2 separate regions of the Mus musculus genome follow, and region 1 is linked to region 2. A link is a contact called in ENCODE Hi-C data. All regions are on one chromosome and are shown on one strand. The core of a region is the stretch at or near the end of the contact, and the rest is flanking DNA. Distances in the headings are between cores, read along the strand shown.

Region 1 (4,864 bases), core at 1,107-3,606, 1.6 Mb after region 2:
ATAACTTTCGACACTTCAGTCCCTCATCTGTAAAGTGCAAATATTATAGGTGTCTTACAGTCATTGGAGGATTATGGCTGTATTATAATGCAATACACACAAAACATTCATGACCAGATCTTAGAAGCCTTAGGCACACACATGATTCAACAGCCATGAATGCAGATCTCCAGGTTACACCACAAGAGAGTACCTGGGATGTAATTTATACTTACGATAAATCATCATCTTTATTACTGTAAAATTCTGGAATTGGGCATTTAGTATATGCACTAATGTTTCCCCCATCTTTGCATCATCTCTAGCAACAAGGAAATCATGACAAAGTGTGCGGTCACACGGTGACTGATAAATTGTTTTATATTTACTTCTTCAAAATGTGCAATAAACTACCAGCTTGGTGGTTGAATATTTCCTTCTAGCAATACAATAAACTGTCGGCTTAGTGGTTGGACATTTCCTCCTAGCAAATTTGGCTGGAGGATGGATACAAGAAACTTGACCTAAGATCACCAACTTTTCCCTTTAAAAAGAAAGGCATAAAGTTTTAAACTTTCTGGAAATCTCTGGACTCCGATAAGCAACTATGCAGATTTACATTGATTAAAAAAAAAATCCACCATTCAATTTTTAAGTCAAGTAGTTGTCCTAATTAATTACACTTTCTATAATGTCAACTCAGGAAGTTATTTTTTTAAGGTAATACACGTTTTCTTTTCTTGACTAACAGCAGTTAAAAGAAGAGATTTAGAATTCTGTAATCTAACTTACAGTATACGTGTGGTGTTAATGTGCAAGCCTGAAAAACTGCAAGCACTAAATCCGTTTGGGATCGCAGGCTTGTGGGCAGAAGCTCTCTGAAGTTTCAAATGAGTGATGCTTTAACCTGATGTTGAATTTCTAGAACAATAGAAGGTGGAGAAGATATCCCTCTTTTCTGGAAAGGCCAGAAACCATTCTCCTGGGTGGATTCTTGCCTATCTATGATCTGGGGCCCAGTAACCTCCATCTTTTCACTTAAGTCTAGTCCGGCCTGGCCTAGACTTTTCTCTCTCTTTCAAATCACCCTACAACGTTCATCCCAAGTTCCCCAACAGAAAGAAAATTATTTCTCTTTTCAGGATTTAGTCCACAGCTTTTCTGGAACCTGTTTTTGAGAGTCAGAAAATACACCGCGCTGGAATGTGTCTTTTTACAGGTCTTTCCTTTAGGCTCCCGCGGGTCTCTCCGGTCCCCGCCACACTGAGAATGGTCACTAACCAACTTATACACTAACCCTCCGTAATCTCCCCAGGTAACCTTTCTTTCTTCTAATGTCCGAAGCGTCCTTCCTGGCTGCCTTCCTTTTCCAAAGGTACAGGAAATAAATTCCCGAGGTGCTTCCCAGCAGCGCGGCCTTATTTCCCCGGATCCTTTACTGCCTCGGGTCCCTCACTATCCTCTTCCTTTCAACCGAAAAGCCCCTCTTTCCTTCCACCTGGTGAAAGTTCATCACCCAGACATCTCTTCCCCAAGAGTAACAACTGCCAACTCTCCCGGGTCACATCCAAGCGATAGAATACGTGAATCAGGGGAGCTTGAGCCGACTACCCAAGACTATCCCTGATTTCCGCCGGGGTTTTGGCCCTGGGTCGCTTTCTCCCCGAAAGCGGTGTATGTGGGTAGTATTCAGCAGTGCATAACACACACAATTCCTGAGCCCTAGAGGAGTTTGAGGAGGTTGGACAGAAAGCAGAAGAGATCCGCAAGTTTCCGAGCCTATCTCCAAGGGCCTCCAGCCCTCCCCCAGGTCCCAGGGCTGCCTGCCACTGCCACTCTGCACTCCCTGCGTGGCAGGCTGGAGACACTATCCTATCTGCACCCCAAAGTGTGGGCTATGCGGCCTGTCCAGGGTCAGTCGGTCAGAGAGATTACACGGGCCCTGGCCAGTGGGATGGAAGGCAGAGTTGGAGAATCTGCAAACAGGACGGATTAAAAGGATTCATGTTCCCTCCCAAACAATCCAAACGCACCTCTCCAGCACCCATCAGTTTTTGCTGCTAATCAGTCTCACTTGATTTAATAGTCCTCGCTAGGCCAAAGTCAAAAGCGGAGCAGTTTTTAGCCAATCTGGGGGCACTGGAGTGACCGGCGTCTCCTTTCCCAGCTACCTACCTCCCTATTCCAGGCAAACTAGGGCGGCGGACTTGTGAGTTTCTCCTGCCCCGGAAAAGAGCAGGGACTCGGGGAACCCTACCTGGCCAGCTCCAGTTTCCCAGAAAACCGGCGCGATCTCCGTGAGTCCGCGGAGCTGCAACTGCGGCTGAGCCTCGGGCGGCCACTCTGCGGGCCTCCGGCTTGTCCCCTGCTCCCGGCGCGGTTCCCCGGGCCCCCGCGTAGCGATCGCCTGCGCTGACTGGCCTAAGGGAGTCACGTGCAAGGGCGGGGGCGGGGGAGCCCGGACCCGGCAGCACCTCCGCCCGGCGCCCGCCCGCAGGACTCTTCCCAAAGCTCCCCCAACAGGCAAAGTCCATGCGCGCGGAACTCTCGGGGAAGGAAAGCACTCAGTGCCGGGCGCTCCGTTCTGCCCTCAGTGCAGCCCGACGTCCTTGCGGTTTGCTGCTCTGCCAAGGATCGTGTTTATTCTCCTTCTCTTTCCTCCCTACTCTCAGTGGTCCACGTCCAGCGCCCTGTTCAAGGGGCGGGGCTGGTAGAGGAGAAGGTGACCTCGCACACTGGGCTCATGGTCGCCGGTGGGGCACTGGGTCACCCGGGATGCCTTGCTAGCCTCAGATCTACGGGGCCCTTGAAGTGAGCTCGGGAGAGGGTCAGGAGGCACTAAAACCTGAACTGGCCCTTAAGGTCAGTGCCTAGAGACGCAAGCGCTCTTTTCTCCTTCCCACGAGCCGGTGGAGACTGCAAGGCGCCGAGAACCTCCACCAGCCCAGGAGTTTATGTATTTATACAAAACGCGCACCCCTCGCCGCCGACACTTCTTCCCACTCCTGCGGTCTCCCGTCCCTTCTCATCACTCCCTGTAGCCCTCACCGACTGGGGTCCAATCAAAAGGATGAAGTGGGGGTGGGGAGCCTGGTCTCTAACCTTAGAGCCCATTCAAGGACTGTAGTTCCTTCCCTAGGGTGGGGGTAGGGAGGGTGCCAGACCTTAGTTTGGAGTCGGCGTCAGTGCCTGTAGGCCCTGGCGCAGTGGAGCTGTGAGGGGAGAGTCCCTCAGACAGGTCTAAAGGTTAATAGAGCAATCACAGGGCCCTATTACCGCGTAAAAATAACCCATCGATTACCACAGCCTTCAGCTGCAGATAACAGCTCTCTGGTGGCTCTCGCGCTTTGGGCTAAACTTTTTTTTTTCTTCTTTTAAGCCCTCATTTCTCTCCCCGGCACCGGTTTCCAATACAAGATTAGAGGGGTCAGGAGAGGGCTGGAATACCACCTGGTAAGAACCCTGTGCAGCCCGAGAAGGCTCGGGATGGCACCGGCTCCCGCAGTTCGAGGACTGACTGCAGATTGCTATTGCTATTGCCCCGCCAGTGCAAAAGCAACCCAGGCGCTAGGAACAGGCTGGGACGCCGAGCCAATTGAAAGGGAAAACCCGTGGGACTTTGGCCAACCCGTGGGGATCTCAGGAAAATCCCAGAGGAAGGACTGAGCACGGCTGCGCCGGGGGAATTCTCTTTTCCAAACCGAAGGGGCCCGAGGTCCAGAGCGGCTCTAGAGGAGAGAAAACTGAGGCCCGTCAGGGGTGCTGAGCTGCCCGCACTCTGGCTTGATTTACCGAAGTAGCCCCGGGTGCCGCCAGTTTGAGCCCTTGGGCGCCCCGGAAGCTGGGGCCCCATGATTAGGGTCCCTTCTCCAGCCCCCCCCCCCAATCCTAAACAATGCCAGTCAGAATCAGGGCCTGCAGGTTCGAGATCTGGTAAAGTTTTAGGGATGGTATTCTGAGGATTTCAGAGGCCATCGCTGAGCATCAAGGAACCCTCCCACAACATCTCCTCTGAGACTCTCGGATGAATGCAGAGAATGGCGTGGCCCTTGCTTTATTTTACAAGAAACCCTCAACTACCTGGTGAGCAGAAGAGAAACGAAGCCAAAGGCCCACAGCCCAAGCCAACGAGGCGTGTCTGTCTCTCTGTCTCTCTCTCTCCTCTCCCCCTTTCTCTCCCTCTATCCCTCCCTCTCCCTCTCTCTCCCTCCCTTCCTCCTCCCCCTCCCCCCCCCCTCTCTCTTTCTCTGACTTGTGTGCCTTAGATCTCAGATTTGCCTCACTGTAGTGTCCCTCATAGACCAAAATGCGCTAAGCTCCGGGGCCAAACCTAGCGTTCCTGGTTTTGTTACCCATGAAGTCTGAAGCTCGGGGCTTAAGTGTCTGGGGGAACAGCCATGTGTGATACGCCTCTGTGTCGCCAAGGTCTCCAACAGCTGCCAGGCGACATTCTCCTTGTGTCTTAGCCATCCCCACCTCTACCCACCCAACAGCCTTCCTGAAAACCAAGTTCTAACGGTTTAAAGGAGGGTACCCCAGATAGTCTGGGGATACTTTGCTCAGTGCGATTGAGAGACTCAGTGAAGTCTCTTAGGGAATCGGGTGATCCTTCGCTCTTGCTAAGATCAGCCAAAGACCATCCCAGACCGCTTTTCCTTTCCAGGAGTCTCCAGGCATCTCCCGCTGAGCTGACTGCTGCGAGCGGGAGGCCCGAGACAGATCTCTGACTCTGAAGGCGCCTGGGACAGAGACATTTGTTTCAGCTTCCTGTGACTTAACCCCCACACTTTGGGTCCCACACAACAAATTTTTCCCGGTGTGTGGGCTGAGAGTCAAACCAGACGCGTTTCTTGGGCGCTTTTGGTTTTTTCTTCATTCCCTCCCT
Region 2 (5,216 bases), core at 965-3,464:
ACTCTGTAGTCTTTTGGACACTTTTATTCTTAGCTGACCTAACCACTCAGGAAGTCACCATCTTTCTTTCAAGAGACACCCCAGGTGACACTACCTATGGAAAGCTACAGCGGCTAGGAGAGCTCACTCAACTCTTCCCACCCGACAGACAACCTCACAATCTTTCTCATAGCATATGCCTCTTGGATTTCTAAAGTGGAGGCTGAAGGAATGTGGGAATGTGAAAATTAAAATCATAACACCCCAACAAGCAATAACGTACTAGTGGCACATTTACACACTAGGGAAGAAAAGCACACGTTTTTGTTGTACTTTCTTGGAAGAAATTGGGTGATAAACATAAAATTCCCACCAGACCAGACTTTTGACACTAGATAAATATCACACATCCCTTCCTGTTACAGAATATAGTGCAGGGACTTTGCCAGCATTTAGTTTCCCCTTTTATCATTCTAATATGGGCATTCTATGTTGCAGGTGTCTAGGAGAGTCAGTAACCTACACCGAAAAGCCAGTTAATGGTCATGACAGTCCCCAAATTCTCCATTTACTCCGGGAAATGTTCCACTTTCACTGTTCTAAGTCTTCTCCTTACAACACAGATTCTAAGAACCAAGTATTTTTCTTTCCTAAGACTTTAAATTGTTGCTTCTTAGTAGAGATCTTTGCTATAATAGGGCGGACCGATCCTATCGAAGCGTATTTCCCCGCTCTTAACTCATCTACCTATAAATAGCGCCGCTCACCGAGCTGAGTCACCAAAACCCAGAGTTTACTCAAAATAGCTCTTAAGGACTGCTGGAATTGAGTCGCTCCAGTGGTGACAGATTGACCACACACCCATCAAGCTGGGCCACGGACCAGAGCCATAGAACTGGCTCCTAACCACCAGGCGCCCAGAGGGCTAGTCAGGCGAGTAAGACCCTAGTCGCTGGGATCTCGAAGTCTGGACTCAGGAACCAGCTAGTGGCCAGACTCCGCCTTGACGGAACAGAGTCCTCCCCGCCCTTTTGGAGCTGGGAGCCGCGGGGGGCCCGGCACCCGGCACCGCCCTCGCCCACTGCTCACACAATGGGGCGCGTCGAGGGGCGGCCCGGCTTGAGCTTCAGACCTAGCCCTCATTGCCTAACTCCCGGTTGTTGCCAAAGCACCTGATGACCTCAGACTATTGCCCACCCTCAGGAGGGTGCAGAAGCTTGGGAGCAGCAGCCCTGGGGGGGGTGGGGGGGGGGAGAAAACGGAAGTGCCACCCCCTGCAGGCAGGGTGGTGACGTCACCCTACCGCCAGCCTGTAGCGGGGGTGGTTGCCCATCACGTGATCCACGCCCCTCAGAATCCCGCGCGCGCGCTCCCTCCCCCCCCTTTTCAACTAGACTCCCACCTCTCCCGCCTCCTCTCCCCAACTTTCGCCCTCCCTGCTCCCTCACCGCTGTCAACAGCGCCAGCTCCGCCCTCCCCAACGGCGAAGCAGCGGGCTCCTGAGTTCAGGTCCTTGCTCCCTGAGCGCAGGGTGCCCCCCTCCCACCCTGTCCCCAAATTTAGGCGCTCAGGGTGCGTGGGCCTCGGGGGTGCAGTGGCGGCGGCGACAATTCTCCACTCATTCCTCCCACCGTGGACCAGGCGGACTCTGCAGGTCTGCGTTCAAAGGGGACCGAGAGACGCGCACGGCCTCCGGGGAGCCCCCTCCTCTCACCCTGCGGCCCGCCTGCTCTGCCAGCTCCGTCTCCCGTGGGGGCCACGCGCAGATCTCCTCCTGGAGCCCCTCACTCTCTTCGCTCCGTGCACGCCGGGGTTACAGCTTTGCTTTTTTTTTTTTTTTTTCCTTCTGTCGCTGCTGCTCCTCGTTCTATTTCCTTACCGCCCCCCGCCCCCGCCCCGGTTCCCTTCTAAAAGTGGAGGCTGGAGGAGGGAGAAAAGCAGCCTAGAGTCGAAAGGGGCGGTGCGCACTGACCTGTCAGCGACGGAGGAAGACCCCCGGTCTGGGCGAGCTCTCCAGCCAGTGGGGGCACTGGAGCGCAGGGCTCGAGCGGAGCGGCGGCTGCGCTCGACCAGGTGTCCCCTAGGCCGGTCTGCGCCGCCCCCTCCCTCGGCGCCGCGCTCTCCGCCCCAACATCGGGGACCAGGGAACCCCCCAGCTCGATTTTTTGTGCAGTTTCAGCAAAGCTCCGAGGAAGTTGGTCCTTTTGTTCCACTATTTATAGATTGCGTCAACATTGCGAAAAGAAGAAGGCGGAGCGGTGGCCCCTCCCCCGCCCCTCGGCCCGCTCCCAGGAGAGAAAAGCCCCAGCACACGACCTAAGTACACAGCGCGCCAGCCGCCCGCCCCCGGGCCTCCTGCTCGCCACTTCCCCCTCCCCCCGCCCGGGCCCGAGCGCTGCCAACCCCGTCACGTGCCCTCTCGGGAAAACCAGCTCCCCGGGGCTGTGCGCCGCCCGCCTGGTTCCGTGGCAGCGGCCTCCGCCCTGCGGCGCTCCCCTGCTCCTGGCTGGGGTCGCCGGCCCGGGTGGTGTGCACGACCTGGGGACCCGCACTCTGACCACTCGACGGGGGGTGGGGGGGGGGAATTTCTCCCGGACCCGAGCCTTGCGCGCGGAGTGGCCCCGAGCGTGCCGTTCGCTCGCTCGCTCGGGCGTCTCTACCTCCCTCCGTCTCTGGGAGCGCCACCGCCCTACTTGCAGAGAGCGCGCGCGTTTGGGCCTCGCTTTGGAGCCCACGGCCTGGACAAGTCCCTGTGCCCCCTACGTGCGGCGGCTCCCGCAGGCGTCCGCTTGCTAGGCCTCGCTCCCCCGGCCAACGGGCGTGAGGGGTGCGGGGGTGGCTCGCAGCAGCTCCCAGGCAAAAGCGCTGGGCGCGGGAAGCGCGGGGCGGACGCTCTGGATCCGCAGGTGCAGCTAGCTTCACGCTAGCTTCCTTCTCGCTTTCCCAGCTGCTTAAAGCCCCAGGCATTTGCGCATCCGACTCCTTGACAAGGGAACGCGGTTCTTGAGGACTTACTCTTTGGTTACAGGAGTGATTGGGGCAAACCATTACAAGTTGCCTTTAAACCCCGAGGACGAAGTGATAGGCCCCTCCAAACCCCGAAGTGAAACTGAGCGCCCTGCTGGCCTAAAGCCTAGGCGGAGGGCTCAGTGTAAACAAAAAGTGCGATAAACACCAAAGGAAGGCCTTACAATTAAGGCAAACTAAGTGGTTAGTCTAAGCGTGATTAACTTCTGTAGCTTCTAGTCCCTTTCCTAAGTAATTGATTTCAGAACGCAGTTTTACTTTTCAGGATCAGAACATAATAAGTTAGCTACCAGATCACTGATTCAGGAAAACAGGCTGAGCTCGGATGAGAACAGGAAACGCATCGGACTTTCCCAGCAACTGGAGAGGGGTAAACAGTCTAGAAGAACTCCCCCCATCCCACTCCCCCGCCCCAAGTTCGGACCACCACCACGCCTCAGCACGGGCACCTACCTACTGTGAGGGGCTTGGAAGTTAGGTATAAGGGTGGGTCCAAACCTGGTAGAGCTTTTCCAAGAGTCAGATGGGGGAGGAAATAGATTTGCCTAGAGTTGAGAAACCTTTCCAGATTTAGGCCCGCTTGCTTTCGCTCTCTCTATTTCTATTTCTTTTCTTTCTTTCTTTCTTTTTTTTAAAGGAGAAACTTTAGATTCTAAAGCTTAGAACGTGCCTTCCAAGTTTGCTATGTGTGTGCTTGCTAAAAGAAGGAAGTGAGACAATATAAAGTGAACTTTTGCAGCACTCGCTTCCTTTCTAAAGTTTGGAGCTGCAGGCCTGATAGGCTTTGGTCGCCCACACCTGGCGGTGTGCAGAGCCTAGGGCGGGACCTCAATCTTCCCCATCCTCTGCAATTTATCCAAAGGCCCTAGCTACTCACCTCCCGGTCCTTGTACCCTTCATTACTCAGCATTTGGAAAACAAACCTCTTATGAATGCAAATTCGTTTCTTTGACACTTTGGTTGCAGCAATAGCTACAAATCACGTTTCTTTGCATTTAGTAAACAAGTCAGGGCCTCCTGGTCCTTCCCACTCTTGCAAGGGTCAGAGTTTGTCAAGGCATGGTCATGGTTGCCTTACCCCGTCCTCCGACTAAGGCTCAGCGGCACAGCTATTTTGTTAAGACACCGGCTTTCCGCCCCCACTTTGTTCTTTCACGGTCTTCCTAGCCGCGGAGAGGAGGGAAGGGAATCAAAACGAAACCACTTCAGGCGCATCAGTCACAGCCACTTCCCTAAGGGCAGCGGTGGCAGACCTAAGTGTAGGGTCGCAAACATTGGCCGAGATGGGGGTGGGGGTGGGGGGAGCTGTTCCCGAAGGAAGCCCAGGAGTTGCCAGGATCTGTCCTAGGTTGCGAAGGGTCCCCCTCCCCCCAAACTCCCATCTCCGGAAAAGTGCATATGGATAGTACATCAATCTTGCATGGAGAGTTTGGTCTGGGTCTCGAAGTTGAAGACTGAGACCCTGCAGAAGTAAAGGAGTGTGACACGAACGAGTTTGGCTTCTAGTGGCAGATGTCTTAGCAGGGTCTCAGGCAGGAACGCAGGCGAGGGTGCGCAAAGGCCTCTTGGGACTCGAGGCCCACGGAATTCTTGCCCGGCTGAAACTGGATAAGCATCCCGCCCACACGCAAATAACCAAAGTTCTATACAATTTAAAAGACTTCACGAAACTAGTGGTATCCCTCTTCCCTCATAGGAGTCATTGCAGTGACAAAGGCGGCCTCCGGCAGGTTTCAAAGAGACGGGTGGGCCGACTTTAGCAGTTCAGGGAAGGCATCTTACGAGGTGAAGGTAACCAAACACAACTGGGGCGCTCAGGAATGGCAGCTGGTGTCAATCTAGTCAGCTAAAACGTGTCCTCGCTTCCCCTTCTTCCCCCACAGAGAAACAACACTGACTTGAAACAGCTTCCACCCTCACCCCACCCCCATACTTTCTTTACCACACACTTTATTCTGTTTAGTAACACCTTTGTTGCAGCAGTATCTGTAGGTCTGGGCAAGTGTGAGAAAGACCTGCAGGGTCTCGGGGAGTTGAAAGTGGAAACCGTTTGCTGGAGTGCTCGCCCTGCTCACCCACACCTGACTAAGGACTTAGCAGACAGCCATTACCCTTCCAGCTGCTCAGAGGCGCTTTGCTTTTGCACTGAGGTCATTCGCTCTGTAAAACCCAAGACTAGGAGTCCTGTATGTATTTGCATTGTTCAGACT

Evidence for each region. Hi-C counts contacts between places; a loop is a spot of excess contacts on that map.
Region 1: a loop to region 2 is called in a map of left cerebral cortex, with 8 times the contacts of the local background. The contact joins the promoter of Gata4 here to the promoter of Dleu2 in region 2. A Hi-C loop is called at or near these places in 5 of 37 maps with a recorded cell type or tissue (ES-E14, T-helper 2 cell and left cerebral cortex).

The regions. Positions count from the first base shown.
Region 1 is chr14:63,242,915-63,247,778 of GRCm38, forward strand. Gata4 (GATA binding protein 4) reads right to left here and starts at 2,357. Exons shown (of 7, transcript NM_008092.4): 1 at 2,237-2,357.
Region 2 is chr14:61,680,159-61,685,374 of GRCm38, forward strand. It overlaps Dleu2 (deleted in lymphocytic leukemia, 2), which reads right to left and starts at 2,215. Exons shown (of 7, transcript NR_028264.1): 1 at 1,952-2,215.